Regions from separate parts of the Homo sapiens genome. Here regions 1, 3, 4, 5, 6 and 7 are each linked to region 2. The links are chromatin contacts, found by Hi-C or POLR2A ChIA-PET in ENCODE. All regions are on one chromosome and are shown on one strand. The core of a region is the stretch at or near the end of the contact, and the rest is flanking DNA. Distances in the headings are between cores, read along the strand shown.

Region 1 (3,808 bases), core at 694-3,193, 890 kb before region 2:
CGTGCCCCTGAAACTGGGGGAAAACGGACAGGTCCCAGGAAATGCCAACCCATGGGGGGAAGAAGGCTAAATGTACAATTTAATCCCTTAGTCTGAAAGTAGGCACTCTAAGCTTCTATGCTAGTGGCAAGCAGTCTTCTCTTGCGAGCCCACCCCATTTCTGCCAGCCTCCAAAGATGAGAGAACTGGATTTTTCAGACACAAACATCGATAATGTGTTGCCCCAGGGACAACTCTGGAATAAACCTACAATGTCCTCCTCAAGGGTTGAGCTATAAACAGAGTAATTTAGGGGAGTCGCTCTGGGCAAAGACTGGGCTGATCTCATGTAAAAGGCACTTGCTGGCTGGGCGCGGTGGCTCACGCCAGTAATCCCAACACGTTGGGAGGCTGAGGTGGGAGGATCACCCGGTCAGGAGTTCGAGATCAGCCTGGCCAACATGGTGAAATCCCGTCTCTACCAAAAATACAAAAATTAGCCGGGCGTGGTGGCACACACCTGTAGTCCCACACACCTGTAGTATTGCTTAAACCCGGGAGGTGGAGGGTGCAGTGAGCCGAGATCTTGCCTTAAGTTCTGTGCAGGCACTGAGCTGGTGGCTCATGCCTGTAATCCCGATACTTTGGGAGGCTGAGGCGGAAGGATCGTTTGAGCTCAGGAGTTTGAGACCAGCCTGGGCAACATAGCTAGACCCTGCCTCCATAAAAAATTGGGGGAAAAAAAAAAAGCTCTGTGCAGGTCCTGTTCAGCTCGGCACCCTGTCACCCAGCACAGAACCTGGCGTGTTGATGTCAAAAGACCAGGTACAACTTCTCCACCATTTCCACATTTCCTGGGCCGTTTTTCTCTCTGTTCTCTGCCTCCTACCTCTGAGAACCCTATGCAACATCCCAAACTTACACAGGTGCCTACTATCTCCTGTATTTACTTGAGGATAACTTTTTTTTTTTTTTTTGAGACGGAGTCTCCCTCTGTTGCCCAGGCTGGAGTAAAGTGGCAGGATCTCGGCTCACTGCAATCTCCGCCTGCCGGGTTCAAGTGATTCTCCTGCCTCAGCCTCCCAAGTAGTTGGGATTACAGGAGCGCGCCACCATGCCCGGCTAATTTTTTTGTATTTTTAGTACAGATGGGGTTTTAGTAGAGATGGGATTTCACCATGTGGGCCAGTGGATCTCGAACTCCTGACCTCAGGTGATCCACCTGAGGCTGAGGCAGGAGAATCGCTTGAACCCGGAGGCAGAAGGAGGCAGAAGTTGCAGTGAGCCGAGATCGCGCCATTGCACTCCAGACTGGGCGACAAGAGCGAAACTCTGTCTCAAAAAAAAAAAAAAAAGAGAAAAAAGAAAAAACGAAGAGCACGAGCAATATGAAGTACTACTTTCTGAGTGCGCCTTACACGTCTTGACTGCCACTGCCCTGTGGACCCAAGAGCCTGCTAGGGCGCGAACCACCTCTCGCACATCCACAATGAACGTTAGAAGAAACGAGACAAGAAATGCTCTCGGTAGAGAACTTGGCATTTAACCGCGAGCTGTGAATTTCACGTTTTTTTGCCTTCCCCTCTACTTTTTTCCACGGGACGCCGCCGCCCCGGCTACCATTCTCTCTCCTGTATACGTGGAGTCTGATCAGAGGGCGAAGGGTGATCAGCTCCCTCCCAGGTCCCGCGCATCGCCGCCCCCTGCCCGGTAAGCTCGGTCCCCGCCCTCAGGCCACGCTCTGTGCCCCCTGTCCTGGCCTCTGCTACCCAAAGATCTAACCCCAAGCTTTCTAAGGAGCCCAAGCAAGGGTCGCGAAGGCCAAGGGTCTGAGAAGAAAGCCTTGGTGGCCGAAGGCCCAGAAGACCCCTAAGCTCGCCCTGCCAGCGCCGCACCGCCGCTCACCCGTGGACAGCGGCACCAGCCACTCCGCAGGGCCGCCGCCGCCATGTTGGAGAATCGTGTGACCTTCTCGCGGCGCGGCCCGGTTGCGTCATCCGCCGCTTCGGCCTAGAGCCGCGCAAGCCTGAGAAAAGCCGCTCCAGGAGCGGGGTTTCGGGTAGGGAGAGCCCTCCGATTGGGTCCGTCATAGGGCGGGGCATTAAAAGGGTAGGGAATGCCTAGAGAGCTTGACCTCTGATAGGGCAGTGTTTTGGAAGGACGGGGCCCGTGACTGGATGTGGCCCGGGGGAGGGCACTCCTGGGAGGGTCAGATCTGTGATTGGGCGCGACTACGAGGGGGCGGAGCCCAGGGGCGTGTATTCCGTCACTTGCGGTGATTCGGCTACAGAACGCGCCGGGCGCTGGTGGCAGGTGGTACAGGCACGTGGATCCACCGACCACAAGGACGGATTCGATTGGATTCTGATTGACCGGCGGACCAGCTCCAGAGTAATTGTCTATGGCTGCCCCTGCAATGACTGATTGATTGACAATGGCTGAGAGACCAGCAAGTGAGTCGCTCCGAGAAAGCGAAGGAGCCCACTCTTGTGCGGCGCTTTGGGAAGACGCCTGTTGGTTTTGACCCCGAATAAGAAGAGGAAGCTGAGAGCGGGCTGACTGTGGTCCAGTCCTACTTCGATTCAGTGTGAACTGACACTCTGATCTGAAGACGCTCAGGCCTTTGTCATTTCAGCACCCCAGATGCTATTTTCCATTCGAAGAATGCCGCCACCAGGTGGCGGTATTTTAACATGGCCATGCAATCCGGGTATGAGGAGGAGGGTTGGTCCCCTGGGAGAGCTAATGTATGTTGCTGTTGCTGTTTGTCTTATTGGATCCTTTTTTTTTTTTATAGAGCCAGAGGCTTGCTCTGTCACCCAGGCTAGAGTGCAGTGTCGTAATCTAGCTCACTGCAGCCTCCAATTCCCAAGCTCAAGCGATCCTCCTGCCTCAGCCTCTGAGTCACTGGGATTACAGGCGTGAGCTACCGCACCCGGTCTTTTTGCATTACTAACCTGTGATATGGGTTTATGGGACTTCATTATTTCAAAGGGAGGCAGCTTGGCCCCGGAGAGCATGCATTCCTGGCTTCTGCGATGGATAGACTTGTGTTCTCCATCTCAGGAGCTCCCCCTCAAGGTGGGGGTAAGAGATGAGGGCTTCCACTCTGGCTTTGTTCGAGATGTCTTGATGCCAAGAGGAGCAAACTAGTTAAGCGGTTGGTGTACACAGGTGTGTTGCTAAGAATAAGGTCTGGGCTAGAAATATGGATTCTTAGTTGTGGTTGAAAGTACGGAGTTTGGCCGGGCGCGGTGGCTCATGCCTATAATCCCAGCACTTTGGGACACTGAGGCGGGAGGATCTCTCCAGCCCAAGAGTTTGAGACCAGCCTGGGCAACATAGTGAAGACCTCTTCTTTACAACAAATACAAAACATTAGCTTGGCGTGGTAGCATGTGCTTGTAGTCCCAGCTACTCAGGAGGCTGAGATGGGAGGATCGTTGAGGCCCGGGAAGTTAAGGCTGTAGTGAGCCGTGATCGTGCCACTACACTACACTACACTACACTACACTACCTGGGCAACAGAGAGAGACCTTGTGTCAAAAAAAAAGAAGAAGAAAGAAAGAGAGAGAGAGAAAGGAAAGAAAGAAAACTACAGCATTGGACACTCAGAGGCAGTGTGTCATATAAGCATGTCAAAGACCCAAAGATAAAGTGGAGATAGAAGACTCCTTTAAGCCAGGATCCGTGGCTCAGTCCTATTATCCCAGCAACTCAGGAGCCTGAGGCAGGAGCATCATTTGAGCCCAGGAGTTACAGACCAGTCTGGGCAACATAACGAGACCCTATCTCTACAAAAATAAAAAAATAAGCCAAGCATGGTGTC
Region 2 (3,664 bases), core at 96-2,595:
TAGCATTACGGCATACCAGAAAATCTGTCTTTAGCTACAGTTACACATCTTTACGTTATTTGTATGTTTGTTTTGTGGATACTTATTTGCATGTAACTGTATTTACTTATTTACACACATGTAACCATAAACACCTCTGTCTTTTTACCTTGAACTTTCCTTAAGATACCTTCACTCTTAGTGACTTCAATGTGGTTACAACCCCAGCACAGGAAAAGCCCACGAGGAGTTCTTCTACACAGCAGAGCCTGCTGAAACCTTGTTGTAGGTTCCACACTGTACTCACCTGGTCACCCAAAAACCCACAACAACAGGTGGACCTTGTGGCAGGCTTCAACACGAATCTGAGCTTGAATGATGCTTTTCTCATCTGAAAAAAAAAAAAAGACACAAAGATTTCTTTCGAGGCTTTGTATAGGTTGTACAGTTGTTGGATACGGCTGCCGGAAACACCATCCCATTCACTTTTTTTGGGTACTCAATGATTAAATGTGTAATAAGGGCCCAGCCTGTGGGCCATGACTGGCTTTACCTGATTCCCATCTGGCCATCTGCTCCGTAAGAGGGGAGAAAGCAGCTTAACGCTGTGTGCATTTGACTTGCTCAACTTACTACGCTGGAGAGAGATTCTATGGTGACTCCACAGGCTTTAAAAATATCTTGTCACTTAGAGGCCCTATTAAGTGACTAAACTGAATTTTTAACAATTTATGTAGTTTATTCAGAACTGCAGAGATTTTTTTTTTAAGGCCCTAGAGCAGGGTTTCCCAACCTGGCACTACTGATAATTCTTTGTTGTGGGGGACTGTCCTGTACAACGTAGGATCTTTAAGAGCAAGCAGCGTCCCTCTTCCCCGGCCTCCACCCTCTAGGTGACAGTAGCAGCCTCCCCTCCCCACAATTTGTGAAAACCACAGTCGTCTCCAGCTACAGCCAAAAGTCCCCTGGGGTGCGGAATCGCCCCGGGTGAGGGCGACTGGGGTTCCCTGAGGAGGCAACAGCGGCGCGGGGCCCCGACCCAGGAGCAAGCAGCAGCTTCGTGCTGACCTAAGCTCACAGCCCGAGGCCTCATGAACCGAAACACGGCTCCCTGGAGGGACGCAGGGCCCGTGGCTGGCGGTGTCCGCGGCCCACGTCGCCCCCTGGACTCGGACCCGAGCCCCCGCCAGTCGCTCACCGAGCCCGGCCCCTCCCGCGGGGCCAAAAGCGCCGACTCGCGGGGACGGAGGGACTCGCTCCCCGCTGCCCCACGCGCGGCCCCTCCCACGGTACCGCCCCGCGCTTCCGCTTCCGGTCTGGGGAGAGGTGCGCTGCACGTCCCCTTCCGGCTCGCGCGGGCAGCCTCGCAGAGTCGAGCGTGTTGGGGGTTCGGCGCTTAGGCGACAGGCGCGGCGGGCGGGAGCGGCGGCCGCGAACCCCAGCCTTGGGCAGAGGTGTTCTAGTTTGCTTAGTGGGCACAAAGTTGGGCCCTGGCCTGGGGCAGTAGCGGGGGTAAGGTTGGCCCTGGGGGCGGGGCCAGGCTGTGAGCCGCACGAGGCCTGGGGGCGGGGCTGGTTGTGGGCGGAGATCAGTTCCGGGGCGGGGCTGAAGGCGGGGAACCGGCTGAGGCCGTACCAGGCCTGGAGGGCGAGGCTGATTGGGCAGAGACCAGTTCCAGGGTCGGGGCTGTGGGTGGGGCCCAGTTCTCGGGGCGGATGGTATAAGGCTTCTAGAGCGGGGATGACTGAGCAGAGACCAGTTACAGGGGTGGAGACCTCCATTTCCGGGGCGGGGCTGAGCGGGAACCAGGCTGTGGTTGTGACAGCCCTGGAGGTTGGGGCTGGCTGTGGGCGGAGATAAGCTCCGGGCCGGGCGGAGGGCGGGGACTAGGCTGTGGGTGTACCGGTCTTGGAGGGCAGTGGTGATTGGCAGAGAGCAGTTCTAGGGGCGGAGCTATGGGGTGGCAGCAAGCCTGGGGGCGGGGCTGACTGTGGGCGGAGACCAGTTCTGGGGGCGGGACTGTGGGCTGCACCAGGCCTGGGGAGGGGGCAGTGGGTGGAGACCAGTTCCAGGGGCAGGGATCTGGGTATGAATAAAAGGGTGTATGATGTGGGTGGGTTGGGATAGGCCCAGGAGCCAGGATTGTGGGAGATCAGATTCAGGGGTAGGGCCTTCCTTGGATCCCTAGATTGTTGATACAGTTACTGCCCCATGTTCATACAACCCAATAGGATCAGATTATGTATGCACATTTGTCTATAACTTGCTTTCCCAAGGCAGAACATAGTGATTTAACACTAAGAGTTTAGGGGAGCAGGAGAGGACTGGGTCATAGATACACATATAGGAAAACTTAAGAATGGTACAAAGTCAGTCAAATATTCTCCCACCACGGTCTTTCAGTTCTTTTGCTCAGAGGCAAAAATAATTTTCTCCTCTATCTTTCCAGATATAGTGTGGACATGTATGTGTGTGTATGTGTGTATGCCGTAGTCATATTCATGGAATAAATGCTATTACCTCCCCCCCAACAAGTCTCTGTTTTATACACCATGGATATAGACTGAACAAAATAGGTAAACGTCCTTGCCCTCAGAGAACGTGCATTTTAGTTGTGAGTTGGGCAGGAGAAATGGACAGTGAATGTGATAAATAGAATACATGGTGGGTTGGTGCGTTAGATACCACTAAGTGCTGGTTGGACCTGGTGGCTTACGCTTGTAATCCCAACACTTTGGGAGGCCGAGGCAGGCAGATCACCTGAGGTCAGGAGTTCGAGACCAGCCTGCCAACATGGTGAAACCCCGTCTCTACTAAAAATACAAAATTAGCCGGGCGTGGTGGCGGATGCCTTGTAATCCCAGGTACTTGGGAGGCTGAGGCAGGAGAATAGCTTGAACTCGGGAGGTGGAGGTTGAAGTGAGCCGAGATTGCAGCCGGTGCACTCCAGCCCGGGTGACGAGCAAGACTCCATCTCAAAAAACAAAACAAAACAAAAACCAAAAACCATAAACAAAAAAAGATACTGGTAAGTGCAAAGGGAAAAAATTTTATGTAAGAGAGTGGTAACATTTAAAATCAGCCAGGAAGAAATACTTTCAATGAATGATATTGTTTCATGCACCCGTCCTTTCAGAAAAAAATAGTTAGATCTCTGCTTCCCAAAAATATCCATTTTCAGGTGGCTGAAGGAAGTTTAAGCAAAAATGAACAAGTTCAAAATTCAATATACTAGGAAAGTTCACTGTGGAAAGACTGTTCTCTTCAACAAATTGTGCTGGGACAACTAGATGCCAATATACAAAAGAATGAAATTGGGCTGGGCGTGGTGGCTCACGCCTGTAACCCCAGCACTTTGGGAGGCTGAGGCAGGCAGATCACGAGGTCAAGATATCGAGACCATCCTGGCTAACATGGTGAAACCCCGTCTCTACTAAAAATACCAAAATTAGCTGGGCGTGGTGGCGGGCGCCTATAGTCCCAGCTACTCGGGAGACTGAGGCAGAAGAATCGTTTGAACCCAGGAGGTGGAGATTGCAGTGAGCCGAGATCACCCCACTGCACTCCAGCCTGAGAACAGAGCGAGACTCCATCAAAAAAAAAAAACAAACCAAAACCAAAAAAAAACAAAAAAAAAACCAACCAACCAAGAAACAAACAAAAAACAGAGAATGAAATTGGACCT
Region 3 (3,955 bases), core at 578-3,077, 830 kb before region 2:
CGTTCGTGTATCTCAACCTCTTTGTGGGCCTCGAAGTTGCAGAATTTGATAATAGATCCCAGCACAGAACTTTGCACACAGAAAATATTCGATGACAACTGGAGTGCCCTGGAGCCTTGTGATTATAGGAGCAGTACAATCGAGTGGTTAAGAGTAAGGGTTTTGAATCAGAGGGCCCGAGTTCAAACCCTGGCGCAGCCACTTTAGTGCATGAGACTGGTCACATCAAGTGACCCATCTAAGCCTCAGTTTCTTCATCTCTAAAATGGAAATTAATGGAAATTATAACATCACCTGCCTCAAGGACTGCAGACAAACGTCCACAAAGTGTCAAGCACATAGTAAATCCTCAATAAATACTGGTGGCTATGTACAACATCATTTATTCAGTGCCTACCAGGCACAGACCACGCACAACGCAACGGGATTTCCACCCTCTTCAATTTGCACCACACTTTTGTCCTTCCCATTTTATAGATAAGAAAACTAAGGCTCAACAGAGTCAAGCTTGTTCGAGGTCTTGGGAGCATCTCCCAGGGCATTAGAACTTTTGGAGGAAGAGCATTTAGTTCAGTAATGGTTCTCACCTGTGCGTGTGAGAGTGGAAGAGACCCCTCCCCCGCAACCCGAGCCATCTGGCAATGTTTGGAGATACTTTTGATCCTCACGACTTGGAGCATGGGGATACTGCTGGCATCTAGTGGGTAGAGGCCAGGAATACGGCTCAACTTCCTACATTGCACAGGGAAGCCCCCACTACCACCACAACCAAAAACTATCTGACCCCAAACATCAGTAGGGCCAACGTCGAGAAACCCTGCTCTAGACAGATCATTCTCCTCATCTTCCCATTTCTGGCCATCCGGATCTTAGATGAACACTTTCTAGCAAGGGGGCTCAGTCCCACCACGGGAAGCCCATGCAGAAGTTGTGCAGAAGTTCTTCTCCACCTGCCCTGCACACAGTAGGGACCAAAACCCATTTTAACAAGCCCCGCAGCCCAGAGCACCGGAAAAGGAAGGAAGGGCATCCATCCCCCATTGTTCAACTGTGTGCAGCTTGTGTTTCCAACAGGCACACACACATATTTTACAAATCCTAACGTCCCACGCCCCACAAACAGCTTTGTTAGAGATGGCGCTCAAAAAAAGATGCAGTTTAGATTTTTTTTTTCCCCCAGGACTCCCGTGTATCTACTGAAGGGTTTGCACACTTCTCAAAGGACCTCGCACCGGCCGCGGTGCTCTGACAACGACCACAAAAGAATCTGTGGGATTTCCCGGGGGAGCAAGCCCGTGGGCCGTGACCTCTGCGCGCTCAAAGCGTTCCCGGCGCTCCCCCGTAGCTGGCCCCACTCTCCCGCCCCCGGAGCCCGGGCTTCCAAGGCGACCGGGGCCCCCGGCCGTGCAGCCCGGCCCCCCGGCGCATGCCCACGCCGTATCCCCCTCGCCCGTCCCTCGAGGCGCCAGAGGAATCCGGCCCCGGGGCCTGTAGCCGGCGCCCACACCGGCCCGCCCCGACCCGCCCGCCGCGGCCCCAGCGCGCGTCCCCTCCCCCGGTCCGGCGCGGCCTGGGCCTCGGCCGGTGCAGGCCCGCGGGCGCCCCGCGGCCAGGCCAGGCGAGCTCAGGCCTGCCGCGGCCTACCCCGTCGGGCGCCGCCGAAGGCCCCCCACCGCCTCACCTGGATGCGGGCGGGCGGGCCCGGGGCTGCTCCGGGGCGGGCGGGAGGCGGCGGCGGCGCGGCGCTAACGGCTCCGCTCGGCCTCGGTAGCGGTGGCGGCGGTGGCGGCGACGGCGACGGCGGCAGCGGCTCCTCCTCAGCGCGCACGACCCGCTCCGGCCCGCGGCCCGGACACGCCCCCCCCGCGCGCGAGCCCATTGGCCGACGTCCGCCACGGCGCGCTGCTCATTGGCCGGCGTAGCTGTCGCGGCGCTCCGGGGCGCGCGGGAGAGGCGGGACTTCCGGTCGGCGCCGCCTGCGAAGTGCTCCGCGGCCGGCGGAGACGCGGGCAGCCAGCGATGGCCGCGGAGGGGGCGAACTGGGTTCCGGCCCTCGGAGGCTGACGGAAGGCGGTGGCTGAGGAGCGGCGCCTCTGGTTGAGCGCTCGCCGTGTGTCCCGCACCTGTCTGTCCTGCCGCCGCCCGGTAAGGTAGGAAAGGTCAGCGCGCCGGGGTTACGGGTACAGAACCTGGGTTCGAATCCCGGCCCCGACGTTTCCGCACTACGTGCCGTTGGGCAGGAGCTGACGTCACCTTGCCGGGCCTCAGTTTCCTTCTCTGGTGCGCTGAGGAGGCGGGGCATGGAACGTGGTCAGCGCTTCATCGGTGCTGGCTCTTTGAGCAAGCCAGTTCCCGAAGGCTCAGCATCTCATTCATTCATTAAAATGTCATTGAGCGCCTACTGTGTGTCAATCACTGTATGGGCAGTGAGCAGAAAAAAAATACCTGGTCTTATTGGGCTAACATTCTAAACCAGCGCTGGCCTAGAATGCCCTAGTAGAAATACATGCAAGCTACATGTTTAATTTTTTTTTATGTAAAGATGGGCTCTGGTTCTGTTGCCCAGGCTGGTCTCGAACTCCTGGACTCAAGCGATTCTCCTGCCTCCGCCTCCCAAAGAGCTGGGATTACAGGCATGCCTGCACTCTGCCTAATTTTTTCTTTTTTTTTTTTATGATCTGAAAATAATAGTCTTTTTATTTTTATTTATTTATTTATTTATTTGAGACGGAGACTCGCTCTGTCGCCAGGCTGGAGTGCAGTGGCGTGATCTCCGCTCACTGCAACCTCCGCTTCCCAGGTTCAAGCGATTCTCCTGCCTCAGCCTCCTAAGTAGTTGGGCCTACAGGCGCTGCGCCACCACAACCAGCTAATTTTTGTATTTTTAGTAGAGACGGGGTTTCACCGTGTTGGCCATGATGATCTGTATCTCTTGACCTCGTGATCTGCCCGCCTCAGCCTCCCAAAGTGCTGGGATTACAGGCTTGAGCCACTGCGCCTGGCCTACAATTTTGTTTTTCTTTTTTTTTTTTTTTTTTTGAGACAGGATCTCACTCTGTCACCCAATTTGGAGTGCGGTGGTATGATCACAGCTAACTGCAGCCTCAACTTCCCCAGCTCAGGCAATCAATCCTCCGGCTTCAGATTCCTGAGTAGCTTAGACTACAGGATGTGCCACTATGCCTGGCTAATGTTTTATTTTTTTGTAGCGATGAGGTCTTGCTGTATTGCCTAGGCTGGTCTCAAACTTCTAGACTTAAGTGATCCTCCTGCTTTGGCCTCCCAAAGTGTTGGGATTACAGGCGGGAGCCACGGTGCCCAGCCTGTTTCTTTTTTTAATCATATTTTCTTAGAAGTTTTTTTTTTTTTTTTTTTTTTTTTTGGAGACAGGGTCTCACTCTGCTGTGCAGGCTGGAATGCAGTGGTGTGATCTCAGCTCACTGCAACCTCTGCCTCCCTATTCAAGTGATTCTCGTGCCTCAGCCTCCCAAGTAGCTGGGATCACAGGCGTGCAACATCACACCCAGCTAATTCTTGTGGTTTTAGTAGAGATGGGGTTTTGCCATGTTGGCCAGGCTGGTCTCAAACTCCTGGCCTCAAGTGATCCACCCACCTCGGCCTCCCAAAGTGCTGGGATTACAGGCATGAGCCACCACCCGGCCTAGGAAAGCTTTTTAGAGATTGGGTCTCACTGTGTTGCCCAGGCTGGAGTGCAGTGGCTGTTCACAGGTGCAATCATCCCACAGGTTTAACTCCTGACCTCAAGCAGTCCTTCTGCCTCAGGCTCCCAAGTAGCTGGGATTATAGGCACGTGCCACCACACCTAGCTCAATTAAATGTTAAATTTAACATTTAATTGTTAAATTTTATAGTAGCCAGCATTCTGGGTCATCACGGTGCAATAGAAGTATAAACAAAGCAGGCCAGGCACAGTAGGTCACGCCTGTAATCCCAG
Region 4 (4,055 bases), core at 175-2,674, 930 kb before region 2:
CCGCCTCCTGGGTTCAAGCAATTCTCTGCCTCAGCCTCCCAAGTAGCTGGAATTACAGGCGCCTGCCACCATGCCCGGCTAATTTTCGTATTTCTAGTAGACACGGGGTTTCACCATCTTGGCCAGGCTGGTCCTCTCCTGACTTCGTGATCCATCCGCCTCGGCCTCCCAAAGTGCTGGGATTACAGGCGTGAACCACCATGCCCGTAACCTTTTATTTCATGTGACCAAGTAACACCCGTGTGCCAGAATCAAGGATGAGTCTCATGTTCTCAGAGCAGAGGCACAGAAGGCTGCCTGGAAGACGGAAAGGTAAAGACCTCAGCTATAACTCTACACTTGTGTGTGCTCCACCCACAAATCGTCACCAGAGGAGTTCCGACAAGCCGGTAACTCTCATCCCAAAGTGTTCCCTCGTTGGACCAGAAGCTGGAAGGGCACTTGGCAGAGTCTGCCTGGCCCTGGCCACCTCCCGGGTGTCCGCAAAATCAGAACTTCCTTCTCGCATCTAAGAGCAGAGGGAAGCCGCTCTTGGGGGGATCCCTGGGTTCCAGATGGGACATTTCCCCAGCACCCGTCGGACCACTTAAAGGAGTGGTTTAGGCTGCCGGGGGCCCAAGCACTGGCACCTAACCCCAGCGCCCCTCCTCAGATAGGAATTCTCCACGTCCAGGCGCTGGGCTCACGTTCCGGGTGCGAGAGAGATAAGGGGGGTGTCTTGAGGTTCTATGTGGGTCTGGCCAACAACTCTGGCCTTGACCTTGGCCCCGTCGCCGAGGGCAGGGGTCACACCGCTGGGTTCCCATGGCCGTCCCCTCCCCCCTGGCTTCGGCCAACTCTGAGCCTGCTGGGGCTGGCAAGAAGGGAAAGGGCTCTCGACGGAGCCTAATTACGGTGAGGAGGCGGCACCCCGCTGCCAGCAGGAGGCTAGGAGGTAATTAAGCACAAGAGGAATCCTAATAAAGCACCATCAGTGAGGAAGGCATTCCGAAGGGACGCCCAAGCCGACCGTGAAAAGCGAGGAGGCTGAGGCTGCACCGCCGTGGAGACCAGGGATCGACTGCCGCTTTGGGAACGAGGTTCCAGGAATGCGCATGCGCAAAAGCCACGCGGGCGAACACGGCTTCGCCTCGCTAAGCATGCGCGCCGTTTTCCCCGCCCACCGTCCTCAGAAGAATGGTGTTTCCTCGCAGCGCCTCTCTCAGGAGCGATCGGGAATTGGCGCATGCGCACTACGGTGGTGGTGGCGACGAAGGCGGGGGTTGCACGTTGCCTGCCTCGAGCTCTAGGTGGCGTCATCCTTCGGGCTGAGCCGAAGCACGCACGCGCGGAGGTTCGCACGCGGAGAAGGGCGGGTGCGCGCCGCGGGCATGCGCGGTGCGGGGCGAGACGGCGGCTCGACGGGGTCATCCGGGCGCAGGCGCAGTGCGGTGTTTGTCTGCCGGACTGACGGGCGGCCGGGCGGTGCGCGGCGGCGGTGGCGGCGGGGAAGATGGCGGCGTCCTCCCTGGAACAGAAGCTGTCCCGCCTGGAAGCAAAGCTGAAGCAGGAGAACCGGGAGGCCCGGCGGAGGATCGACCTCAACCTGGATATCAGCCCCCAGCGGCCCAGGCCCAGTAAGCACGGCGGCGTGGGGGAGGGGGCGGGCGGGCGGGGCGGGGCGCGCGCCGCGGGAGGCCCCGCCCCCACCACAAGGCCCCGCCCCCGCTTCCGGGGCGCTCGCTCTCCTCTCCGCCCCCCCCGCTGCGGGCTCGCGGGGCGAGGGTCACGGTGACCCGGGGGGCGTGGAGCCGGCGAGCTCCGGGGGGTTCGCACCCTCAGGGCTTGGGAGCCCAGTTCCCGGACCCAGGCGAGGCCCCCAGCTGATGACCCGCCCCCATCGCCGTGATCCTCTGGGTCGGGCTTCCCCGACTCCACGCGACAGTGACCACATCCAGGTCGCCCCGAAAACACAGACACGTCCCTGTTGACCTGATGCTACCACTCTCGTCATCTCAGGGACTGTCTGGCGCCCCCCTCCCCCGGCCTGGGGGCTTGTCAGCCCCGTGCAGCGACGATCTACGCACACGCGCACGCCTGGCTCGGGGACACCTGAGGTTACTTGACCACATAGAGCCCCTCCCCATCTCTTCTGACCCGAGGATTCTCCCTCTCGCTCTCCCTGTGACCGTGTCTGAGGTGGGGGGACGGGAGGGGGTCCCTTCTCCCCCTCTTGGCGACAGTGACCATGGCATTGGGCTCAGCAGACCCCCTCCCACATACACCAGGCCCCGCAAATCCCTGTGACCAGTTTCACTGCCACCATCTTGGTGAGCGTGTGGTGTCTGACCTCCAGAAATGCACATCGACCCCCAGCCAGCCCGGTGACTTTGTCACCTGTGTTCAAGTGATGGCTCCCCTTCCCTTCACACCCACACCCACCTGACCTGGGGACACCTGGGGCCAGTGTGACTCTAGGCCTGCTCCCGCCGCGCCCCAGCATACATCCACCTGCTTTCTGATCAGTCCCACCACCTCGGTACCTACCTCCCTGACACCTTGTCATCCTAGATCAGTACCTCTCGCTTCACACACACCTGGCCTGGGAACACTGACCATATCTAGTCTCCCGGCTTTTTCCCCAAGATCCTGGTCTCTAAATCCTCTGGGCTGGAGGAAATTAGATTTTCAAACCCTGTGAACACCACCCCTGACCCATGATCCTTTTTGTGTCTTTCTTGACCCAGTAAAATTCTCTCTTGTCTCCTCTGATGTGACCTTCGTAGTTTATTTAGTTCTCTCTATGGAGTCATTATGGCAGGCGAGAAAGGTACCCCCGTATCTGGGCACCCCACCCATTCCCTGGTCACCCAGCCTGACCTTCACAGCCTGACACCCTCCTGTCCCTCCCTCTCCTGACCTGAGTCAGCGTGGGTTCCTCCTTGGGGAGTCTCTTGGGGGTCCAGAGAAATCATGGAGGTGGGGATTCTGGTGCAGGACACTGCCTGAGACAAGAAGCCCAGCCAAGACACGGGTCCCTGCTAGCCCCTGGGGGCCGCCCTCCCTGGCCCCTGAGTGGATGAGACAGGGTTGAGTCCAGGATCCCGGGTGCCTTCAGGGGTGGCCGTTCCCATGCAGAGCTAGGAGGCCGGTGGCAGGCAGGCCCCCGAGGAGTCCCCTCCAGGCGTCTCTGTCTGTGTCAACTCCATCCCATCCTCCCCGCCCTCCCCATCTCTGTCGGTTCCTAGCCATCTCTGCAGTTCGGTGCCTCCCCCTCCTCCTCGTTTATGATTTGATTTCTTTTCTTTTGGACGAATCAGTCGTTTCTGTTGTGATTTATCGTGGTGTTGTTTTTTTCTTCCTTTTCCCCATCCAGTTATTGTGATCACTCTAAGCCCTGCTCCTGCCCCGTCCCAACGAGCAGGTACCAGCCTTTTTATCATCGCTGCTTGGACATCTGCACCATTGACCTAACCGCTGCCCCGGCCGCAGAATGGCGTCCCCCAGCCCCCATGCTCTGTGTGTGTCCCCATGTCCCTTCCCCTCACTCTCACTTTCTCTCTCACTCCACTCAAGCAGCGGTCAGCCCAGCCCAGCCTCCTCTGCGTCCTCCCTCCTCCTCCCCCTCCCTTACTCCCAGCTCCACTTTGGACTCCCTGGAGGAGGAGGTGGGCTCCCCCACTGAATGGGAGTCTGTGGCCTCCGGGGGTGGGGGGGGTGCACGCCTGTGTGTGTGTAACTGAGAGAACGAGAAAGTTGGGCCTGGTGGGTGGGTGGCCTGTGCCTATGGATCTCTCTCAACAACTAGGTGAACACATAGCACCCCCCGGGTTCCATACCAGCCCTGGGCGCCAGGGACACAGCAGTGAATAGAACAGATGGAGCCCCTCTCCTCTGTAGCGGGGGGCTGCAATAGGGGGGCCCACTGGACAAGGAGCACATTCCCACCAGAGAGAACATTCTAGCTGGGTGAGCGGCCCTGCAGGGGGCCAGCCTGGGGGAACCTCTGGAGACGGTGGGAATTGAACAAAGCCTCTGGGGAGGCCAGGCACGGTGGCTCACACCTGTGATCCCAA
Region 5 (3,751 bases), core at 148-2,647, 910 kb before region 2:
CGGAGATACACCCAGCTACCAATTCGGGACCAGGACCAACAGGACCGGACCCGCCTCCCTGGACCTCGGACCTGATGAGGCCACGACCCCTGCGCTTCTCTCCTCCCCCTGTCCCTCCCACCTGTGCTCAAAATAAACCTCTGGACTGACCGGCTAAGTTCTGGTGCAGTCAGTGAGCGCGCAACGTGCGGGGTGGGGGATAGGTGGGGAGGCTTGGGGAGAAAGCTGGGAGCAGGACTTGGGGGGTATTCCTGAGAAATCGTGACTTACAGGGGTGGAGCCTGGGGACGGGGCCCATATGCCCATATACCCGTGTGCACTCCCAGGCCATGGGAGACTGTAGGGCGTTTTGTCTCAAACAGAAAGCGACACCCGGCCGGGCGCGGTGGCTCCCGCCTGTAATCCCAGCACATTGGGAGGCCGAGGTGGGTGGATCACTTGAGGTCAGGAGTTCCAGACCAGCGTGGCCGACATGGTGAAACCCCGTCCCTACTAAAAAAAGTAACAAAAAAAGAATTAGCAGGGCGTAGTGGCGCGTGCTTATAATCCCAGCTGCTGGGGAGGCTGAGGCAGGAGAATCGCTTGAACCCAGGAGGCAGAGGTTGCAGTGAGCCGAGATCGCGCCATTGCACTGCAGCCTGGGCAACAAGAGCAAAAATCTGTCTAAAAAAAAAAAAAAAGCGGCACCCAACCCCACAAGCGTAAGTTTAAAATAAACCTTCCCCCTCCCTCCTCTCCTTACCCGGACACCTGCCCATCTGCCTCCTGCGATCTTTCTCAAGCCAGGCCTTCTCCGCTCTCCATTACCCCCGCCCGGACCCTGCCCTAGCTCCGCTTCGACCTTCTGCCTCTGCTCCAGTTCCCTCCTGGTCTGGACTTCGCCCTCCTCTTAGATTGTCAGTCTAGTCTAGAGCTCCTTAAATCCCTCCTGCCCGAGCTCCACTCTACCTTACACAGACAAGAGTGGGACTATCAGCCCCAGTCTACAGAGGAGGAAACTGAGGCTCGGCAAGGCTAAATCACTTGCCCAAAGTCCCCAGGCCTGTCTGACCCCAGAGCCCAGGCTCTTGACCGACTGGATCTTCGGACTTGACCTTTCGGCCAGAACCCACCCCTCTGCGAGAAGCAAAGCACACAGTAGTAGCTTCATGAGTTAGTCCAGCAACAGAGGGAGGGCATGGGATCCAAGGTGTCGTCTCCACTTCATGAATGAGATAAAGTGCAGGCTGAGGGTCTCCTTCGCCCCGCCCCAGTTCCGGTGCCGATCTCCCCTTCACTTCCATTGGGGCGGTTCCCCGGGCCTCCAAACGCGAAGCCACGCCCCCACGCGCGTCCGCCTCCGCGCGGTTCTTTCTGACCTCGGCGGCCCCCGTAGCTCCGCCCATCGGAGAAGCGACCTTACAGCGCCTGCCTCTTTCTGAGCGGCATGAAGCCACCTCCCAGGCGGCGAGCGGCCCCGGCGCGCTATCTGGGCGAGGTGACCGGTCCCGCGACCTGGAGCGCTCGCGAGAAGCGGCAGCTAGTGCGACTCCTGCAGGCGCGGCAGGGCCAGCCGGAGCCGGACGCCACCGAGCTGGCCCGGGAGCTGCGGGGCCGGAGCGAGGCTGAGGTGAGATGCGGTTCTCGGGACCGGAGCCAGGCTGGAGGCGGGGCTGGGGTGGGGCGGAGAGTGGGCGGGGCTGCGGCAGGAGCCAGCGGGGCGGGGCCAGGAATGTAAGCGAGCGGGGGCGTGGCGTGGGGCTGAGTGGCGGGGCGTTAGTGGGTGAGCCTGGGCGGGGTGAGGGGCGGGGCGTGGACGGGAAGAGAAGACCTAGGGGCGGGGCGAGCTTGGGAGCTAGACGTGGGCGGGGCATAAGTGAAGCGGAGGGGCGGGGCGATGCCGGGGGCGGGGCGTGCGTGCCGCTGAGGTTTGGAGAGTGGGTGGGTGAGTTTGAGGGGCAGGACGAGCCTGGGGGCGGGGCGTGGGCGGGTTAATAGCAAGACTTAAGGGCGGGGCCGTTTTGGGAGTAAGGCGTGGGAGGGGCGTGGGCGGGATGAGGGCAAGCTTTAAAGGCGGGGCGAGCCTCGGGGTAATGCGTGGGTGAGGCGAGGGCTAAACGGGCGGAATGAACTGGGAGTAAGATGCTGCCGAGTCCGGGCGAAAAGCAACGCATGCTGTTGGACAGGATACGAGCTTGAAGTGAGAGGGAATAGAGAAGAGGGGACGAAGAAGGGAGTTGAACGGGGTAGTAGTCAGCATAGGGTTGGGCCCTGGCTGCGTGAAGGAGCCGGAACTGGCCTGGGCCTTACAACTTCCTTAGGTAGCTGGTCACGCTCTGGGTGGGGTAGGGGCCTTGGCAGTCACTGGGACTCCTAACACCGGGCCAGCAGGAGACTAAGGCGCAGTAGCGGGGCCCAGAGCATACAAGGGATTGGGCTTTGGCTTCTCTGCTGCAGCCCTGAGCTCATAGAAGCCTCATTCCGCCGCCTCTTTCCTTTCTAGATCCGGGTCTTCCTCCAGCAGCTCAAGGGCCGCGTAGCCCGGGAGGCCATTCAGAAAGTGCATCCGGGTGGCCTTCAGGGACCAAGGCGCCGGGAGGCACAGCCCCCAGCCCCCATAGAGGTGAGGCAGATGAACAGGGTGAGGCTGTCCAGGGCAGGTCCCTGGTGGGTAGGTGGGAGTTGCGGGGGATAACCTGATTAGGGGATCCCCAGGAGGAGCAGGGCTTGGGGGGCCATTGCAGGCTGATCCCTGGGCTGACCCTGTACCTCTGGCTTCACTCAGGTCTGGACGGATCTGGCTGAGAAGATAACAGGGCCACTGGAAGAAGCCCTGGCAGTGGCTTTCTCGCAGGTACCGCCATTCCCCCAGGCAGGTCAGGGTGTCCCAGAGGACAGGGTCACATGGGCCAAATCATGTGAACCTGGGTCCTGGGCCCTTTTGCCAGCTCTGTGGACTCCGTCAGTCACTGGACACCTCGAGCCTCAGTGTCCCTGGCTCTGAGGCCATCTCTTGTCTGAGGAGCATCTTAGGGTGGCAGGGAGGATGGGGGAATGTGTAGACGGTGAGAAGACTTCCCAGCTCCTCTTCCTCCCTGATTGTTCTGCCTGCCAGGTGCTCACCATCGCGGCCACGGAACCGGTCACCCTCCTGCACTCCAAGCCCCCCAAGCCCACGCAGGCCCGTGGAAAGCCTTTGCTCCTGAGCGCCCCTGGAGGACAGGAAGACCCCGCCCCTGAAATACCTAGCTCTGCCCCTGCTGCACCTAGCTCCGCACCCAGGACTCCTGACCCTGCCCCTGAGAAACCTTCTGAGTCGTCGGCTGGTCCCTCCACTGAAGAAGACTTTGCTGTGGACTTTGAGAAGATCTACAAGTACTTGTCCTCTGTCTCCCGAAGTGGCCGCAGCCCCGAGCTCTCAGCAGCTGGTGAGAAGGGTGAGGGAGGGGGCAGGAGCAGAGGGATCAAGGGTCCCTGGCAGCAGGCAGGGGTGTCCCCTTACCCCTCTCCTCCATCCATCACTAGAGTCCGCTGTGGTCCTCGACCTGCTCATGTCACTTCCAGAGGAGCTGCCACTCCTGCCCTGCACAGCCCTGGTTGAGCATATGACGGAGACGTACCTACGCCTGACAGCCCCCCAGCCCATTCCCGCTGGAGGGAGCCTGGGGCCTGCAGCAGAAGGGGATGGGGCTGGCTCCAAGGCACCAGAGGAGACCCCCCCAGCCACCGAGAAGGCCGAGCACAGCGAACTGAAATCGCCTTGGCAAGCAGC
Region 6 (3,787 bases), core at 781-3,280, 750 kb after region 2:
CCTTTAACTGTAATTTTCCACTATCTACCCAAATCCTATAAAACTGCCCGACCCCTATCTCCCTTTGCTGACTCCTTTTCTGAACTCAGTCTGCCTGCACCCAGGTGATTAAAAGCTTTATTGCTCATACAAAGCCTGTTTGGTGGTCTCTTCACATGGACGCACCTAATGCTAGGGAGGCAGGAGAATTACTTGAACCTGGGAGGCAGAGGTTGCAGTGAGCCGAGATCGCACCTCTGCACCCCGACCCGGGTAGCAGAGCGAGACTCTGTCTCAAAAAAAAAAAAAAAAAAACTACTAGACTGGGTGTGTTAGATGTTCAAGTTTTCCCTAGGATCAAATTTTTCAGAAAAAAATGTCAAAACTACACTTAGTCTAAACATGCTGTTAATAAATTCAATAGATACTACTTTATTACACTAATACTAGAATAATATTCTGATTATAAAGCCTCCATCCTGGCCAGGAGCGGAGGCTCACGCCTGTAATCCCAGCTCTTTGGGAGGCCGTCAGGCGGATTACAAGGTCAGGAGTTCGAGACCAGCCTGGCGAGCATGGTGAAACCCTGTCTCCACTAAAAATACAAAAAAAAAAAATTAGCTGGGCATGGTCCCCATGCCTGTTGTCCCTGCTACTCGGAGGCTGAGGCAGGAGAATCACTTGAACCCAGGAGGTGGAGGTTGCAGTGAGCTGAGATCGCGCCACTGCACTCCAGCCTGGGCGACAGAGCAAGACTCCGTCTGAAAAAAACAAACAAAAGCCTCCATCCTTTCTTCCTGTGGGCCCGTTTTGAAGCTCTGTGGGGGGGTACAGACCTAGGAACTTCAGATAAAGACAACAGCTGTGTATTATTGCCTTTCTTTCTTTTTTGAGACGGAGTTTCGCTCTCATCGCCCAGGCTGGAGTGCAGTGGCAGATCTCGGCTCACTGCAACCTCGGCCTCTCAGGTTCAAGCAATCCTCCTGCCTCAGCCTCCCAAGTAGCTAGGATTACAGGGGACTGCCACCAAGCCTGGCTTTTTTTTTTTTTTTTTTTTTTTTGTGTGTGTGAGACGGAGTCTCCCTCTTTTGCCCAGGCTGGAGTGCAGTGGCGCGATCTCGGCTCACTGCAAGCTCCGCCTCCCGGGTTCACGCCATTCTCCTGCCTCAGCCTCCCGAGTAGCTGGGACTACAGGCGCCCGCCATCGCGCCTGGCTAATTTTTTGTATTTTTAGTAGAGACAGGGTTTCACCATGTTGGCCAGGCTGGTCTCGAACTCCTGACCTCAGGTGATCTGCCCGCCTCGACCTCCCAAATGGCTGGGACTACAGGCGTGAGCCAGCGCGCCCAGCCTGCCTTTCTTTTGTAGAAAGGCTTGTAGCTGGTAACAACAAAAAACATTAAGTCCAAGAAAATAAAATAAGAAACTAAAGGCTCACAGTCTACACGTGTTCATATTTACATGCAGATATAGGCACACCCTAAACGACTATTTTTTTTCCATCAGAAAGTAATGTGTCAAAAATAAGAATAGGACATCAATGCCAGATTCTCAGACGAGACATTTTTAAGCAAAGAAATGGAAGTCAGAGCCCTCTTGAAACCAATTTTCTGCAGGTGTTCACCAGGAACATGCCGGAAACGCCAGGTTCCTGAGGCGCGGAAATGCGGGGCCGGAGCCAACCTGACTGGAACGGCAGAAATCCTTTTACTTTCAGAAAGAAAGAAACTCACAAAGGTTGCTTTCCAAGCTTTTGAAGAAGGGAGCACAGCGGATGAAACCACTCCAGAAAACGCGCGGAGTCGGGACAAACACACTTCCCGACCTGGCTCCTGACTGGGACCCACTGAGCCTGCGGCCTCTAGCCACTGGCCGCGCAAGGAGGACCGACAGCCCCTGGAGAAGAGAGTGAAACGAGGCGGATCGGAGAGGCTCCTGGGCGACAGCACCCAATCGTTCCTTTGCCGCCCCCCGCTATCTCCGGGATCCCCAAGCAGGCGGAACTCACCACAGCCAGGGTGGACTCCACCACGATAAAGGCGAAATGGCACTGACCATGCGGAGCCAGCGCCGGAAAAGATGGCGATTGTGCGCTGACGTCACTTCCGCTCCGAGCCTCGGGCCGGGCGGGGCTCCTGGGTTCGAGTTTCAGCCACATAGGACCCAGTCAAACACAGAAATTGTAGTTTCTTCCCGGGTGGGCGCGGACAGGCCCTTACTTGGGGGCGGTTTAGAGGTGGGACCCGGCTAGCCGGCGGTTCAGGTGGCCGGACCTGCTGGAAGGGCGGGCGTGGGGGATGGGACGCACCCCAGGGGATGCTCCTGCAGAGCTTTTCCCAGGTGGGCACAGTGGCTAAGGCCTGTAAGTCCAACACTTTGGGAGGCTAAGGCAGGTGGATAGCTTGAGTCCAAGAGTTCAAGACCAGCGTGGGCAAAATAGCAACATCCTTTATTAAAATATATATGTGTGTATACATATATATAAAGCTTGTTTGTATACATCTCATGTTCCTAGAGCCTTTCCATGATTCTTCCATATGGATAAAGCTGCCAGTGAATGGCATGGTCTATCTCTTCTATTCAGTCAGGCTTTCTGTAGGCCTTTATTTCTTCATTCTTTATTTTTTAGAACCTGCTGGTTCCATTGCGTTTTCTTTTTTCGTTTTTCTTTTTCATTTTTTATTTTTTTTTGAGACAGATCTCACTCTGTTGCCCAGGCTGGAGTGCAGTGGCATGACCTCGGCTCACTGTAACCTCTGCCCCCCGGGTTCAAGTGATTCTCCTGCCTCAACCTCCCGAGTAGCTGGGATTACAGATGTCTGCCTCCACGCCCAGCTAATTTTTGTACTTTTAGTAGAGAAGAGTTTCACCATGATGGCCAGACTGATCTCGAACTCCTGACCTCCAATGATCTGTCTCCCTCAGCTTCCCAAAGTGCTGGAATTATAGACATGAGCCACCGCACCCGGCCACGTTTTCAATATAATAATATTTTCTGTAAATCTTGATTTTTTTTTGTCTTCATCAAGTATGTATTTCTGGCTGGGTATGGTGGCTTATGCCTATAATCCCAGCAATTTGGGAGGCCAAGGGATCGTTTGAGGCCAGGAGTTTGAGACCAGCCTGGGCAATACAGCAAGACCCCGTCTCTGTTTAAAAAAAATTTTAAATATGTTTTTGTTTTTGTTTTGAGATGGAGTCTAGCTCTGTTGCCCAGGCTGGAGTGCAGTGGCACGATCTTGCTCACTGCAACCTCTGCCTCCCGGGTTCAAGCGATTCTTCTCTCTCAGCCTCCTGAGTAGCAGAGATTACAGGCAGGCGCCGCCATGCCCGGCTAATTTTTGTATTTTTAGTAAAGACAGGGTTTCACCATATTGGCCCAGTTGGTCTCGAACTCCTGACCTCATGATCCGCCTGCCTCACCTTTCCAAAGTGCTGGGATTACAGATGTGAGCCACCACGCCTGGCCAAAAACATGTATTTCTATTGTTATTTTTCTGATCTTCCCACATGGGCCAGGACCACATTTCCTACATTGTAAAATAGCACTGACACCAGACATTCTCCCCAGGTTTATTCAGAAATGTAACATAATCCCAGTAAAAATATTAAAAGTTTTTTCTGGAGTTAGGTACGTTGATACTAAAGTTTATGTGGAAGAATAAATATCTGATAATAACCAAGAAAACAAAAACAAAAGCAATGATGAGCAGCAGATGTTAAAACATACTATTAACAGTTTTCACACAAGGCAAATAATTAAATTATATTAAAATAAAAATAAATAAGACATACTATAAAGCCTCTA
Region 7 (3,660 bases), core at 43-2,542, 710 kb after region 2:
AGATCACACCTACTCCCAGGGGTCTCAAACTAGGGGTCCTAGGGCTGACTAGGCCCACAAATATTCAGTTTGGTGGCATCTGTATAGAATATTTAACTCTTTTTTTTTTTTTTTTTTTGGAGAGATGGAGTCTTGCTATGTTGCCCAGGCTGGTCTTAAACTCCTGGGCTCAAGAGATCTTCCTGCCTCAGCCTCTCAAAGTGCTGGGATCACAGGTGTGAGCCACTGTACCCAGCCAGCTTTTTTTTTTTTTCATTGATATACAATCAATGTAGCTTAAAATGCACACATCCTTCGTTTCTCTTTTTTTTCTTTTGAGACGGAGGCTCACTCTGTCTCCCAGGCTGGAGTGCAGTGGCACGATCTCAGCTCACTGCAACGTCCGCCTCCTGGGTTCAAGTGATTCTCCTGCCTTAGTCTCCCAAATAGCTGAGATTCCAAGACCCCACCACCACGCTCGGCTAATTTTTTTTCTATTTTTAGTAGAGACGGGGTTTCACCATCTTAGCCAGGCTGGTTTCAAACTCCTTAATCCAACCATCCTGTTCATTGTAAATTTGATTATTGTGATACTAGAATAATAAAGCCTTCATCCTTTCCCTCTGGAGGTCTGATTAAGAAGCTCTCTTGGGATGTACAGGCCTAGGAACTCCATTCGAAGATAATGAATTATTATTCTTAGTATTCTTTAGCAGAAAGACTTGCGGTCTACAAACGTTTATATTCACATACACAAATACGCACACCCTATAAACCTAAAAAGCATCTTTATCTTTCGCCATGAAAGTAATGGTCAAAAATAAAACACAACACAATAAGACGAAACCAAACTTACAGATGAAACATTCGTTTGCATAAGAGAAGACAGAAAAGGCCCCCTAGAACCAACTTTCACCCAGTGCTCACCGGAACACTCAGAAATCGCCAGGTCCCTGAACCGGGAAGATCCTGGGGACGGAGCCAACGCGGATGCAAAAGGCAGCAATTATTTTCCTGCCGGAAAAAAATTCACAAACGCTGCTTTGGAGGCCTTTGGAGAGGGGCGCACAGATGAAAACACCCTGCGGACACCGTAACTATAAACCCGACTCCTCCCGAGGAGCGACGGTCCGAGCGGACGCTAGCGGGCCCAGCAGACACGAGCAGAGCGGGCCAGGCCTCTCTAACGTCCGGGCCAAACCCGTCCTTCACCCCAAAACCAGTTCATCTCCTCGGAACTCACCCAGGCCAGTGAGGCCTTAACTCTGAAAGGCAAAAAGACTCTCAGGCGCTCACAGCCGGCGTCACAAAAGGAACGGCGCACCGCTGACGTCATTTACGCTCTCCGCCTCGGGCCAGGCGGGGTTTCGGGACTAGGGTTTCTGCCGTGTAATACCTCCTCGAGGCAGAAAAATTCTACTTTCCATCTGCTTGGCTGCGGAGGACCTTGGGGTGGGCTCAGCGTGGGGGCTGCAGGCAGAAATGGGTCCAGAAGGCAAGGTCGAGGTTAGAGCCAAGCCTGTGGGCAGGGCTACGGGCAGGGGGCGGGGAGGAATGTGGGTCCAGGCCCAGAGGAAAAGGTTGAAGTTATAGCCAGGCCTGTGGGCGAGGCCGCAGCAGGGCGGCCATAGGGGAAGGAGCCAATGTGTTATGCATGTAGAAAATAGGTAACTACGTCTTTTGCTCTGTTACTATTTCAACATTTGATGTAAAAAACATTTTCTATGCAGCTAAAAGAATTGTTTTTAAAAATAATTTCTAGGTTTTCTGCCTTGCTTTAAAACATCTTTTCTTTTTTTTTGAGACAAAATCTCACTCTGTCACCAAGGCTGGAGTTCAGTGGAGCCATCTCAGCTCACTGCAACCTCCACCTCCCAGGTTCAAGCGATTCTCCTGCCTCATCCTCCCAAGTAGCTGGAATTACAGGTGCATGCTGCCACACCCTGCTAATTTTTGTATTTTTAGTAGAGGCAGGGTTTTGCCATGCTGGCCAGGCTGGTCTTGAACTACTTGTCAGGCCTCTGAGCCCAAGTTAAATCATCATAAACCCTGTCACCTGCACGTATACATCCAGATGGCCTGGAGCAACTGAAGAACCACAAAAGAAGTGAAACAGCCAGTTCCTGCCTTAACTGATGACGTTCCACCATTGTGATTTGTTGCTGCCCCACCCCAACTGATCTCTTGACCTTGTGACATTCTTCTTCTGGACGAGTCTCAGGAGTTCCCCACCGAGCACCTTGTGACCCCCGGCCCTGCCAGCAAAAGATAACCACCTTTAACTTTCCACTACCTACCCAAATCCTATAAAACTGCCCCACCCCTATCTCCCTTTGCTGACCCCTTTCTCGGACTCAGCCCACTTGCACCCAAGTGAATAAACAGCCTTGTTGCTAACACAAAGCCTATTGGTGGTCTCTTCACATGGATGTGTGTAACATTTGGTTCCGAAACCTGGGACAGGGGGACTCCCTTGGGAGACTGGCCCCGTCCTCACCCTCACTCCGTGAGGAGCTCCACCTACTACCTCGGGTCCTCAGACTAGCCCAAGGAACATCTCACCAATTTCAAATTGGGTAAGCAGTCTCTTCACTCTCTTCTCCAGCCTCTCTCACTACCCTTCCATCTCTCTGTCCTTCCAATTCCAGTTCTTTTTCCTCTCCAGTAGAGACAAAGGAGACACATTTTATCTGTGGACCCAAAACTCCAGCTCCAGTCACGGACTCAGGAAGACAGTCTTTCCTTGGTGGCTAATCACTGTAGGGATACCTGCCTGATTATTCACCTACATTCCATTGGTGTCTGATCACTGTGGGGATGCCTGCCTTGATCATTCACCCACATTCCCTTGGTGGCAAGTCAATTGCAGGGCTGCCTGCTTTGGCTGCTTACCCACATTACAGCCCAGGGCTGCTCACCCCCACCCCACTCCACTGCCTTCTCCATGTCTCTACCTTTCTCTTTAAACTTACCTCCTTCACTATGGGCAATCTTCTGCCCTCCATTCCCTGTTCTTCTCCCTTAGCCTGTGTTCTCAAGAACTTAAAACCTATTCAACTCACACCTGACCTAAAACCTAAATACCTTATTTTCTTCTGCAACACCACTTGGCCCCAGTACAAACTTGACAATGGTTCTAAATGGCCAGAAAATGGCACTTTTGATTTCTCCATCCTACAAGATCTAGATAATTTTTGTCATAAAATGGGCAAATGGTCTGAGATGCCTGACATCCAGGCATTCTTTACACATTGGTCCGTCCCTAGTCTTTGCTCCCAATGTGACTCATCCCAAATCTTTCTTGTTTCTTTCTTGTCCTTTGAATCCTCCTTTTCTATGGACCCATCTGACCTCTCCCCTCCCCCTCAGGCTGCTCCTCGCCAAGCTGAGCCAGGTCCTAACGTATCCAGAATTGGTGGGTTCTTGGTCTCACTGACTTCAAGAATGAAGCCGTGGACCCTCGCGGTGAGTGTTACAGTTCTTAAAGGCGGCGTGTCTGGAGTTTGTTCCTTCTGATGTTCGGATGTGTTCAGAGTTTCTTCCTTCTGGTGGGTTTGTGGTCTCGCTGGCTCAGGAGTGAAGCTACAGACCTTTGCGGTGAGTGTTACAGCTCTTAAAGGCAGCATGGACCCAAAGAGTAAGCAGTAGCAAGATTTATTGCAAAGAGCAAAAGAACAAAGC

What was found. Hi-C counts contacts between places; a loop is a spot of excess contacts on that map. ChIA-PET counts read pairs that join two places held with the same protein, here RNA polymerase II (POLR2A). Pooled maps may share reads with other maps.
Region 1: a loop to region 2 is called in a map of CD4-positive, alpha-beta T cell, with 16 times the contacts of the local background. The contact joins the promoter of TIMM44 here to the promoter of MBD3L1 in region 2. A Hi-C loop is called at or near these places in 2 of 168 maps with a recorded cell type or tissue (CD4-positive, alpha-beta T cell and gastrocnemius medialis) and 8 of 50 pooled maps.
Region 3: a loop to region 2 is called in a map of psoas muscle, with 11 times the contacts of the local background. The contact joins the promoter of ELAVL1 here to the promoter of MBD3L1 in region 2. A Hi-C loop is called at or near these places in 1 of 168 maps with a recorded cell type or tissue (psoas muscle) and 11 of 50 pooled maps. POLR2A ChIA-PET finds 5 or more read pairs at or near these places in 1 of 52 experiments (K562).
Region 4: a loop to region 2 is called in a map of psoas muscle, with 12 times the contacts of the local background. The contact joins the promoter of MAP2K7 here to the promoter of MBD3L1 in region 2. A Hi-C loop is called at or near these places in 1 of 168 maps with a recorded cell type or tissue (psoas muscle) and 5 of 50 pooled maps. POLR2A ChIA-PET finds 5 or more read pairs at or near these places in 1 of 52 experiments (K562).
Region 5: a loop to region 2 is called in a map of sigmoid colon, with 5 times the contacts of the local background. The contact joins the promoter of SNAPC2 here to the promoter of MBD3L1 in region 2. A Hi-C loop is called at or near these places in 1 of 168 maps with a recorded cell type or tissue (sigmoid colon), 1 of 37 single-sample maps with no recorded cell type and 11 of 50 pooled maps. POLR2A ChIA-PET finds 5 or more read pairs at or near these places in 1 of 52 experiments (HEK293).
Region 6: a map of PC-3 shows a loop between it and region 2 (18-fold over the local background). The contact joins the promoter of ZNF121 here to the promoter of MBD3L1 in region 2. A Hi-C loop is called at or near these places in 1 of 168 maps with a recorded cell type or tissue (PC-3), 2 of 37 single-sample maps with no recorded cell type and 12 of 50 pooled maps.
Region 7: a loop to region 2 is called in a map of CD4-positive, alpha-beta T cell, with 6 times the contacts of the local background. The contact joins the promoter of ZNF426 here to the promoter of MBD3L1 in region 2. A Hi-C loop is called at or near these places in 1 of 168 maps with a recorded cell type or tissue (CD4-positive, alpha-beta T cell), 3 of 37 single-sample maps with no recorded cell type and 14 of 50 pooled maps.

Annotation. Positions count from the first base shown.
Region 1 is chr19:7,941,723-7,945,530 of GRCh38, forward strand. It overlaps TIMM44 (translocase of inner mitochondrial membrane 44), which reads right to left and starts at 1,944. Exons shown (of 13, transcript NM_006351.4): 1 at 1,885-1,944. The coding sequence starts at 1,929. RefSeq lists enhancers at 965-1,508, 1,509-2,051, 1,678-2,047, 2,052-2,595, 2,596-3,138 and a silencer at 2,078-2,147.
Region 2 is chr19:8,831,032-8,834,695 of GRCh38, forward strand. It overlaps MBD3L1 (methyl-CpG binding domain protein 3 like 1), which reads left to right and starts at 1,346. Exons shown (of 3, transcript NM_001393532.1): 1 at 1,346-1,491. It overlaps ZNF558 (zinc finger protein 558), which reads right to left and starts at 1,273. Exons shown (of 10, transcript NM_144693.3): 1 at 1,178-1,273; 2 at 287-370. RefSeq lists silencers at 1,053-1,322, 1,823-2,082.
Region 3 is chr19:8,003,814-8,007,768 of GRCh38, forward strand. ELAVL1 (ELAV like RNA binding protein 1) reads right to left here and starts at 1,828. Exons shown (of 6, transcript NM_001419.3): 1 at 1,682-1,828. LOC105372266 (a long non-coding RNA gene) reads left to right here and starts at 2,000. Exons shown (of 4, transcript XR_936302.2): 1 at 2,000-2,145. RefSeq lists silencers at 1,204-1,253, 1,284-1,483, 1,714-2,203.
Region 4 is chr19:7,902,453-7,906,507 of GRCh38, forward strand. It overlaps MAP2K7 (mitogen-activated protein kinase kinase 7), which reads left to right and starts at 1,425. Exons shown (of 11, transcript NM_145185.4): 1 at 1,425-1,616. The coding sequence starts at 1,493. It overlaps LOC124904630 (a long non-coding RNA gene), which reads right to left and starts at 1,062. Exons shown (of 2, transcript XR_007067121.1): 1 at 969-1,062; 2 at 1-297. RefSeq lists enhancers at 702-1,279, 1,928-2,467 and a silencer at 1,637-1,986.
Region 5 is chr19:7,918,941-7,922,691 of GRCh38, forward strand. It overlaps SNAPC2 (small nuclear RNA activating complex polypeptide 2), which reads left to right and starts at 1,398. Exons shown (of 5, transcript NM_003083.4): 1 at 1,398-1,609; 2 at 2,483-2,602; 3 at 2,765-2,833; 4 at 3,095-3,407; 5 at 3,505-3,751. The coding sequence starts at 1,427. It overlaps TGFBR3L (transforming growth factor beta receptor 3 like), which reads left to right. Exons shown (of 7, transcript NM_001419781.1): 7 at 1-157. RefSeq lists enhancers at 426-925, 2,626-3,228 and silencers at 1,448-1,677, 1,758-1,957.
Region 6 is chr19:9,582,474-9,586,260 of GRCh38, forward strand. ZNF121 (zinc finger protein 121) reads right to left here and starts at 2,031. Exons shown (of 4, transcript NM_001008727.5): 1 at 1,988-2,031. RefSeq lists enhancers at 1-795, 1,610-2,421.
Region 7 is chr19:9,537,353-9,541,012 of GRCh38, forward strand. It overlaps ZNF426 (zinc finger protein 426), which reads right to left and starts at 1,293. Exons shown (of 8, transcript NM_024106.3): 1 at 1,223-1,293; 2 at 907-993. It overlaps ZNF426-DT (ZNF426 divergent transcript), which reads left to right and starts at 1,314. Exons shown (of 2, transcript NR_134921.1): 1 at 1,314-1,646; 2 at 2,054-2,378. RefSeq lists enhancers at 599-1,334, 1,341-1,390, 1,591-1,660, 2,315-3,514.